Linked DNA regions of Homo sapiens: region 2 is linked to region 1. A link is a loop called in an ENCODE intact Hi-C map of the cell type or tissue named here. Cell type or tissue: IMR-90. All regions are shown on one strand. Each heading gives the region's core, and the rest is flanking DNA. Links, peaks and the distances in the headings are about the cores only. Region 1 overlaps RTTN (rotatin). Region 2 overlaps DOK6 (docking protein 6).

What was found. Peaks named below come from ENCODE experiments on the same cell type or tissue, not always from the same donor. Only the 100,000 strongest peaks of a DNase experiment are listed, where the experiment ranks them.
Region 2: a loop joins it to region 1, with 2.3 times the contacts of the local background. A loop is called at or near these places in 3 of 110 quality-filtered maps.

What each region holds. Positions count from the first base shown.
Region 1 is chr18:70,084,248-70,089,642 of GRCh38, forward strand. RTTN (rotatin) reads right to left here. Exons shown (of 49, transcript NM_173630.4): 31 at 3,742-3,900; 32 at 2,366-2,437. Among named protein-coding and RNA genes, the nearest start is that of RTTN, 120 kb to the right of the region's middle. In IMR-90, for the core only: a CTCF peak has its summit at 2,528 (motif pointing left); no DNase peak of the experiment used is centred there.
Region 2 is chr18:69,488,096-69,493,490 of GRCh38, forward strand. The region is part of intron 1 of DOK6 (docking protein 6); the gene reads left to right. Among named protein-coding and RNA genes, the nearest start is that of DOK6, 90 kb to the left of the region's middle. In IMR-90, for the core only: no CTCF peak of the experiment used is centred there; a DNase peak (open chromatin) is centred at 2,876.

The DNA.
Region 1 (5,395 bases), core at 126-5,125:
TATTTACCTCAACCAAAATAAAATTTTAACAAAGCTCCTAAACATGCTGTTTCATGCTATATCCTCCACAACACTATGAAAGGGACACTAAAATAAGTAAATGAAACATTTTGTTGAATAAGATTATTATTCATAATTCTACCAAAGACTGTTTGAATTTTAAAATACTGGCTATGTGGCCCCTTTTTCATGGTTGCAAAGGACCATGTGCCCCACTAGCTGCACCCAGAGACAACCATCTTGTTTCCTTCTTGCAGAAGCTGTTTCTACTTTGGAATTTCAGACCCCACTAAACTTTCTTAAAATTGGATGACAGATATACTGAGTTAACTATTTTCACTGCCAAGGAAGGACACTTACACAAACAAAAATAACCAAAAAAAAAAAAAGACTGAAAAGAGAGGAAGAAAATCTGAGTTTATTAAAAAGCATACAAGATTGTCCTTATTTATCTAATTTTTCCTAAGACTAGCAAAAGTTGTAATCAACTATTGTTTGGGACAGCAGTGGCTCTCCAACTTTTTTTATTTTGGCCAACTTAGCAAGGCCAAAACTCCAAAAGCTAACTTAAATCACTATTTTCCACTTTTTAGTAGAAAAGGATTTCCATGATGAAGACTGGAGAATAACAAAACCAATAAACTGCAGTAAGCATGCCACCAGCAACAAACAGGAACTTTACTATTTAATTTCTAAGAGAAAAATATGAACAGCTACATACGGTTCTGTATTACAACATAATGTCCCAGGAACTTTAATATACTCTGCCTTTATACTTATTTCAATAATTAAAAATTCATTGGTAGTACATCACCAAGTATATCCATGTACATGGGTCACTAGTTTAACAATGGGAGTAGAGATTATTTGTATTTGAGCCAAAAACAACATGTTTTAAAATGTAGTCTCCGGATAACAGGTACCAAAACTACTACACTATTAATATAACTATTAATCCTGCATATTCCCTCCAGTTTTGTCTCCTGGTTTTATTACAACATGGAAAGTAGATAAGCAGCCATTATCAGAAGGCAATGTTAAAGAAATTACGAGCAAATTACAAGCCTGGGATTTACAATGACTGGTAGGGTTACCCTGGGTTTGTAAAGTTTGGAGAGGTAAGCCTTCCAAGAGTTAAATGCTACCTGGGCCTTGACAACCACCTGGATTCATGCTTCGGGTCATGTGCGGAAACTTGCCCTTGCTACGGTTCAGCTTGTTTCACTAACTCCTCTAAGAGTATAGTCTAATTAAAACTTAAAAATAAACCTTAGATTTATACAGGATTTTGAGGAGTGAGGTGTAGCAATATGATAAATATATCCCTATAAGGTGAAAATATATGGATAGGTAAAAGGACAGAAACAGCACATCTTATATCCCCAATAAGTGTACTTTTGTATCTTCCAAATTACCTAAAACTGCAGCAACATGGATGGAGGTGGAGGCCATTATCTAAGTGAACTAACTCAAAAATAGAAAATCAAATATTGCGTGTTCTCACGTATAAGTGGGAGCTAACCAATGAATACACATGGACATAAAGACAGACATAACAGACACTGAGACTCCCAAGGAGGGAGTGGGGGAGGCGGCTGAGGTTATAAATTACCTAACTGGGTACAATGTTCAATATTTGGGTAATGAGTACACGAGAACCCCAATCCCCACCACCATTACGCAATATACTTATGTAACAAACATGTACATATATCCCATGAAGCTAGAATTTTTTTAATGTAAGCTATAAAAATGTTAGGTAACCATTTACTGATGTGATATTCAGAACATGAAAAAGAAAGTTAACCCAACAGAAAACAAAGCAAGATACACTATAACCCGCACTGTGCACTAACCTAGAAAAGGAAAAAAAGATGTTAACATCAACACATATTTAACTATCTACAAATTTGTTTATTATTACTAAATTAGAGAAGTAATACAGCAAAGTGGGTAAGAGACTGCCTAGACTCAAAGCAAAGGCGTACCACTGACTAGCTGTGTGATTTAGGACAAACTATTTAAACTCTCTATGCAAAAGTTCCTAAGCTTAGAAAATAAGGATAGTAACAGTTCACAACTCAAACAATTATACAAGTTACTATGTCTTACATTTCTAGAAGGGTGCCTAAAACATAGTAAACATATGTTAACTATTATTATTTGCTTTAAATTATTGTGAACACTATAGAGAAGAATTTTTAAGTCTGGTCGGCATAAGAACAAATTCTACGTTCTATTTTAAGAGGCCCTTGCTGTCTTGTATATAGTTTCATCAATAATGAAATATACTACTTATACTGAAAATTTATCACCAATTAATTTGAAACATCTACTAGGTTGATAATTGTTTAAAATCACCCACCTGCCAAGTATAATCCTTTATAATTTCTGTAGGCATTGGAATTACAAGGAGATTCTGAAGAATAAATGCCGCCTGAAAATGTAAAAAAAAAAAAAAAAAAAAAAAAAAAAAAAAAAAAAAAGGTCAATACTGCCATCTTGTGGTCATCTCTGAAATAACCAATATATTGTAATTAATAGCAAAAGACATCTCTGGTCAACTGCACATGCTGAGAGGTCATTATGAGAATTGTCAAACTGTATTTCTTGTTAGGTGATGACCTTCTTAGGTAATGACCTTGTTAGGTAATGACCTAACAGCATATGAAATTATTTCATCAGGAAATATATCTTTTCCTATTTCAGAATTCAGCTTTATTAAAAAATGATTTGTATAACATAAATTCTTCTGGTAGCATTTAAGAAATATAATTTTAGGTTTCTACTATCCCCTTTCAGATTACACACACACACACACACAAACACACGCACCCCTCTGCCCCGCTTTCTCCCTTCTCTTATACAGACTCCTTTCAATAAAAACTTGCTAACTAGAAATACAAACCACAAATGTCCAACTTGACTAGATCCTGAAGATGATCAAATTAAATAATCATACAAATAGGAGCATTGATTGTCTGCTTAATGAAAGATGAAATAACCATAATGGGAGAATGACAGGATTAACAAGAGGATTCTAAGAAACTGACATTTCCAACCATGATAACTAGAAGTGATGGAAAAGCTTTAAAGTTGATAAATCAAGAAGCAGCCATAAATATAAACATCACTACTTAAAAACATGAAGGCAAACAGCAACAAAACTAGCCTTTTGAGCTTGGAACTGGCGACTGCTAATGGTGGACCCAGGAGCTGCTGTTTTTTTTCATAAGCCTCTAAGTACAATTTGATTATTGTTTTAAAACCATTTACATGAATCATTACTTTAACAAAAGCAGCAATAAAAAAAAACCACAAGCTATTCAGAAAGAATTAAAATAGGGTTTATTTTTCCCTCTCATGTTATATGATAAATACTACAAAGAGTTATTTTGACAGCCTCTTATCTATACTAAAGCTTCATAAATATCAGAGACCCATAAATGCTGAGATAATATAAAAGTAATTTTTCCTGTGAACTACCTTTCAATGCATAATAAAAAAAGTTCACATTAAAATATAGTATATTCCGATTTTATCTTATCGGAAGGAAGGACTCCAGTTTTTCCTGTGCATGAATACCTTTTAAATCCTCTACTGTCATTTTGTTTGGGTGTTCACAGACAGAAGAGATCATGGTCAGTGGTCAGTCCACCATGTTGAGCGGCAGTCAAGTATCGCTTACGGATACCATCACAAAGAATTTCTAAGGAAAAAAAGGAGAAAAGACAGACATACCTCCCGGCGCACCATACTACATTCTGACTGGTCCAGAAGAATGTTCACCACAGTTCCCCAGAGCCCACCGGAAATGTTCTGACAACTGTTTGCTAAGGCCACACAGCCCGTTTCAAGGGTGGTCAGTGCTGATCCTAATCCCAGTGAAGTGAATCTCACCTGTTCAAATTAAAGAGAAAGTTGTTGAATCAAATAAGCCTTTTTCCTAACATGAATTCTTAGTTTTTCTGGTACATAAATATCACACTTTAAAAAAATCCATTGGTTTTATGATCCTAAATTATAAGAGACACCTATAGAAGACAGTGTCCTCCATTCCATGATTCAAGAAAGCAGTAATATAGGAAAAATTAAATATAAGCAAATTTCAAAGCAAAGTAAAACTGGGTATAAAAAGATGCATAAAAATTATAGTTTGCAAGCCTTTTTCTAAGGAAAGCATAGGGCACTTACATTTTATGAACACAATTTCAATTCTTCATTCTTAAAAAAGGTAGCTATTCTTTGTTCTACCTTTCTTAATTTTTTATTGTTTCTTCCAAATAAATGATTTTAACTTTCTTAAAACTTCTAAACAAAGAGGCAATTATCATTTTACAAGGCATTTCGTATTTTCCTCAAAAGTTATTCAAGAGAAAAACGTTCCCAAATAAGATTGATGTGGTATAATATGCTTGCTGTAGAACCACTGCTGTTCAAGCCACACGTTTTGGTAAATTTCTGAATTCGAATCCAAAAATATAGTTTCAATGACAGCTATAGAATTTTTTAAAAATGCAGTCATAAAATTGTCAAGTAGTAAGTCCAAGTTCAATGTGACTAAAAAATGTATTTCAAATATTTCTATAAATAAGATTTTATTGTAATAGCATATTTTACTTGAAAAAAGTAAACTGGCTAAAACTGGAAAGAAATAATACAAAATTTTGTATTGTAATGCAAATGCAATTTTTTGCATTTAATTTAATTTCATTATATGACACTTAAGTGTTGCATGTCTATAATTTCCAGATCCTTTTTATTTTTTTCAAAATTGCTAAGCTTCTCCAATAATTTTCCACTCTTCTGAAGGTAATAGATACTATAACCTTTTCTCTTTTATATTTTCAATCTATACTCGAACAAATTTGATTGAAAATGAGGGTGCTGTGTACTGAACTGTGTCTCCTCAAGACTCGTATGTTGAAGCCCTAATCCCCAACCTGTATTTGGAGACAGAGCTATTAGGTGATTACAGTTAAATGAGGTTATAAGGGTGGGACCCTACTGCACTAGGAATGGTGGCCTCAGGAAGGAGAGAAATCTTTCTCCATGTGCGTGCTCCAAGGAGAGGTCATATGAGCACACAGTGAGAAGGTGGCCCTCTGTAAATCAGGAAGAGTGCCCTACCAGAAACCAACCATGTTGACACTCTGATCTTGGACTTGCAGCCTCTATAACTGTAAGAAATAAATTTCTGTTTTTAAGCCACCCAGACAATGGTATTTTGTTATGGAAGCCTGAGCACACTAATACAGATTTTTGTACCAAGGAGTGGGGATGCTGCTGAAACAAATGCCTAAACACATGAAAGTGACTTTGGCACTGGGTAATGGGTTACAGGCTAGAAGAGTTTTGAGGTGGATGCCAGAAACGTAGACATGGGTAATTCTCA
Region 2 (5,395 bases), core at 212-5,211, 600 kb before region 1:
CTTGGCTTGTACATGACCACAATCTCATAGTGTGTTTCTATGACCTCTTCTTGTGCTCAAGGGGAGAGAAAGGGGGTGGGCTGTCTTGTGTCTCTTCTTAGAAGGGCACTAATCCCATAATGAAGGCCCCAACCTCATGACCTCATCTAACCCTAATTGCTTCTTAAAGACCCAGTCTCCAGATACCATTACATTGGGAACTGAGGTTTCAACATATGAAACTGGTCGAGTGGGACACAAACGTTCAGTCTTAACACTGGGTCTCCCTCCCTCTGTTTGGGCTGCTACCCACCATCAATGCTTCCTGCTCCCCACTGGTGCCACCAGCTCATTAGGCCATAGTGCTGCTGCCTCAACGTTCTTGTCATGTGTTTTAGTCCGTTTTAGTACTGCTATGAAGAAATACCCAAGACTGGGTAATTTATAAAGAAAAAGAGGGCCAATGGACTCACAGTTCCACATGGCTGAGGAGGCCTCACAATCATGGGGGGAGGTGAAGGAGGAGCAAAGTCCTGTCTTACATGGCAGCAGGCAATAGAGCAGTGCAGGGGAACTGCCCTTTATAAAACCATCAGATCCTGTACGACTTATTCACTATCAGAAGAACAGCAAGGGAAAAACCTGCCTCCATGATTCAATTACCTCCTACCGGGTCCCTCCCACAACATGTGGGGATTGTGGAAACTACAATTCAAGATGAGATCTGGGTGGGGACACAGCCATACCATATCATCATGATTCACTTATGTTATTCTCTTTGTGTCACTTCCTTTTATGTGAATGTCACTGCTACCTGTACTACTACAGCCAGAACTCCTGTTTATTGATCTGTGACCATATTAACAGAGAAATAGGCTCAGGTTTCTGATTGGCTCAGCTCTTATTGATGGAGTCCATAGGGTTCACAGAGCTGTAGCTTAAGTTTTATACACATAGAACTTTTCTACTAAATGGAAGATAGGTGGGTGCATTGAGAGAGTTTCCATAAAGAACCACGGCTGAACTCAGAAACACAAGTTCACTAGTTAGATTGTTTCTAAAAGGATCACAGCATATTTGGTGATTTGGCCATAGGTTGATGCCCCACCCACCTTGTCCAGCTTAAATACTTGCATAGTTCTGAATCCCAACTTTTCAAAATCTCTTCCAGAAAACTTTTCAGACTCTGAAGAAATTGTCAGTACAAATACTAAAGGTTCATCAGCTCTTTTTGTACTTGCTCACATAGGGATAAACAGTCCACTTCCAAGTACTGAAGGTCCATCATCTTCCTACCAGTGATGGACCATGGGCCAGGGCAGGGAGGGTAAGCCCGTTTCCATAGTGCTGTGTACTTGCAGTGATTTCAAATTAATAGCTTGAAATCAGCCATAGTGGGGAAGTGTGTACACCATGGAAATTGACGGTACTACAAATCTAAGCTTTTTTGAGGGGAAGGGGTCCAAAATACCAGTATTGTCACCATGATCGATTATAGGTTACCTCAGAAATTTGCCTGGCTTCCCCATTCACATTGGCATTACTATTTTACTTCATTTAGAGTCCTGTTTCTTTTGTTAATTACAGAATAAAATTTACATTTGTAGGTTTTTCCTTATCCTTCTCTTTCTAATGCATATCGAAAGCCCTGTTCAGATTTTCATGAATTTTGTAATTTTGGCCATACACGATTTGGTATGTCTTAGGTTGATATTTTATTAGCTGACACAAGTTAATATTTCTTTAGAAGGTGATGGAAGAAAACAGCAGTATTTTTTCCAATATATTTCCTCTAAAATACATTAGGAAGAACAGTTTTGAAGTGGTGAATAGTTTTTGGAGACAAAAATTCTAAAAAAAAAAAAAAACCCTATCTTTACATAAATACAGTTTTAGACAAATTCTGCCGTATTCACTGCAACATTGTAGGCTGCCATGTCATAGTTTTACATATTCAGAAGACATGCCAATTGTTCATAAGCTGAGATTGCTTGAGAATCAGATTTTGCAAAAGAATTGTCCTGATATATTTTCTATTTTAAGAGTTTAAGAATGTCTGAAGAAAACAAAAAAAAAGCAAAACAAACTTCTTGCTGTAATGGGTGAATGCTCTGTTTGCATTGATTCTGACTTCTTCTCAGTGGTGAAACGCCAGACCTCACAAGGATATCATTAGACAGCAGTCACAGCTCATGCCACCATCAGGAGGAACTCTAGTCCACATTGTTTTAACTGGCAAACTCAATTCCTCACAAAGGCCAGAAGCAGTTTGGCTAAATTTGAATTGTTATATAAATATATGTTGGATAGGATACTCAAAATTTAGAAAGAAAAAACTTTAACACTGGACTGTGGAAAGCTGAAGATAATAATTATGAAAAAATGTTTCAAGTTAAGAAGGGGTTTTAATAAATTTGTAAAATGGCATGCCTTTTAGGGAAATTTGATTCATTAATATATGCCTGTTAGCATATACTTAAGCTAGAAAATACTTTTTTATTACGTAATACAAACTATTCACTTAAAAAAATCTTAAGATCAAAGACAAAAGTTATGACCATCTACATACTAATATAATAATTTCCCAAGTATTTGAATTACCTCCATTATGTGCAACTAAAACAAGCAAAAAATATAAATATAAATATAACTGATTCTATTTAGTTTTGTTTCTTTTAATTGAATAAAAACATTTTGAGATCAATGTAATAAAATTGTGAAGTGTTTTTATTTAAAGCCTTGTATTGGGTTTTATATCCAACTTTAGCAAATTTGACCTGCTAATTTCCAAGTGGGTTGAATTTTGCGTATGGGTGATATGTGTGTGCTTATTTCTGTCATGAATTTTACAAGAATGACTCATGTCTCATTGTGAATGCCCTCAGAAGGCCGCAGTCCCTGAGCATTTGCTGCCGGCAGCGGAGGAGCAGATGGAGTTAATTAACATTAACCAATGGCATGGTATATATACTAAACATTCAGTAAGTGTTATCTACATTATCTGCAATGGCATGGTATATACTAAACATTCAGTAAGTGTTATCTACATTATCTACAATGGCATGGTTTATACTAAACATTCAGTAAGTGTTATCTATTAATAGTAATAATAAACACAATGAAAGGAAAATAGTTTAAATTAACCAACCAATGTTATCAGTGCAGAACATCTATGGAGTTTGCTTAGATGATTAATAAATACTTTCACTGTCTTATCTAGAGGAAATGTGTAATTTTTGCACTTTTCCATCTCGATTGGCTAAAGTGCCCTTCACAGCAGAAAGCTAACTATTGAAGAATGATATTGCCTGTCATTTTCTGATATAATAAATACATGTTTGTGTATATAATAAAATAGTTTCTTTTATGCATCATTGTATTCCTTCTAGCGAACATAGTTCTAGGCATTGAAATAATGTTTTCTAAAAAATCAGTAGAAGTACTTATGGCTAAATTTGAGATTCTGAAATGTTGTCTCGTCACATTTGTATTATATGTCCTATGTATGATATGAGTCTCATCATAAATTTGCAAAATGTTTAGGTTGTTAGCAGTGCGTTTCCTAAGGAAGAAACAAGAATCTGTGCTGAATATTAATTCCAGGCATGACTGAGGGTTTTCCAAATTGCAGTAGTCATTTAGCAGGCTGTTATTTGACACAAGACTATGGCCTTGGAGATTGTTTATTGTATCTGCTGATTTGGAATTTGTTTAGAATAGGTTGCCCAGGAATGTTTCTGAACATGCTGTCTATAAATATATAAATCATCTTTTTTCTTAACTATGCTATCTAAATATATAAATCAACTTTTTTGCCAACTGGCTAGACATTACCGCTGAGTAAATGGCAATCAATGTGCAGAGAACCAAAAGAATATTAAATATGAGTATTTCCAATAGAGAACTCAGATAGTTTTATTATGGCTATATCTGTTACAAAGTGTTCATTCCCAAATCTGTCTCTTTGCAAAGCTAATTGTATGCCAGCAGCAGATAGAAAACTGAAGAAATGAGTAGTGTGAATCGACAATTCTAATTGTTATCTTATTTGCAGATAAACAACGCATGTAAAAAGACTAATGTACTGTATTGACTTATTGAAAATATACGATAGGAACCATAAAAATCACAATACTATTTATATGAAAACAAAGTGTCACACAATTAATTTTAAATTTATGGATATCATACACAATGTAAAATAATGTGAGATGTCACCTTCTTAGACAGCAAAGAACAATATTGCTTCTGCAGAGACTGTACAATCTGTATCTGCAAGCTCCAATTCTAATAAACCCCTTATTTCTTTTAAAAATTTATTTTATTTTATCTTATTTTATTTTATTTTATTATTTTTCTAACTTTCACTTTAGGTTCAGGGCATAGATGTGCAGGTTTGTTATATGAGTAAATTGCCTGTCACGGGAGTTTGATGTACAGATTACTTTGTCATTCAGATAATAAGCATAGTACCCGATAGGTAGTTTTTCAATCCTCACCCTCCATCCTCAACATAGGCCCTGATGTCCATTGTTCCCTGTTTTGTGTCCATGTGTAATCGATCTTTAGCTCCAACTGAGAACATGCAGAATTTTGTTTTCTGTTCATGAATTAATTCACTTAGACTAATGACCTCCAACTGCATTCATGTTGCTGCAAAGGACATGGTTTCATTCTTTTTCTATGGCTGCATAATATTCCATGGTGTATATGTACCAAATTTTCTTTACCCAGTCCACCATTGGTGGGCTTTTTTATAGCTTTGGATTTTTAAGGATGGTGTAAGAAATACTCAAAAGGAACGTTTTCTTTTCTTGAGTATTTAGCTTCAAACCCAGCTCTGTCATTTACTACCTGTGCTTTTTCCTTTTCAAATGAGAATAGTAATACTACCTGCCTTATATTTAAGAATCTTAAATGAAAATATAAACTTATTGTCACAGCAAATGCCCTCAAAATATTAGCTATCACATCTATATAAACATCATGATGATGTCATTGTATGACAGTCACCAACAATATTAAGATCTTTCCAGAACCTCCCAGGTGAAGTTTATAATCTCTCTATATCAACATAGAAGCACAATATTCATATTCATCTTTGAGTAGCACTTTAAAAGATTATAAAATATTTTAAAAGACATTACCTTATTTAATCCCTTTTGTAAACTTACACGTTTGGCATGGCTAATTGTATATTTTTTTCTAAGAAGTAAGGGAGGTTCAAACAGGCAGTAAACACAGCCTGTCCAACAATGCACCATGTTTAGTGGCCAAGACATGGACATCCATGCATTACAACAGTCATTCTCATAGTGTGGTCCCCAGAAAAAGAGCACTAGCATTGCCTGAAAACTTGTTAGAAATTCAGATATTCAGCCTCAACCAGATCTGCTAAATCACAAACTCTGGGAGT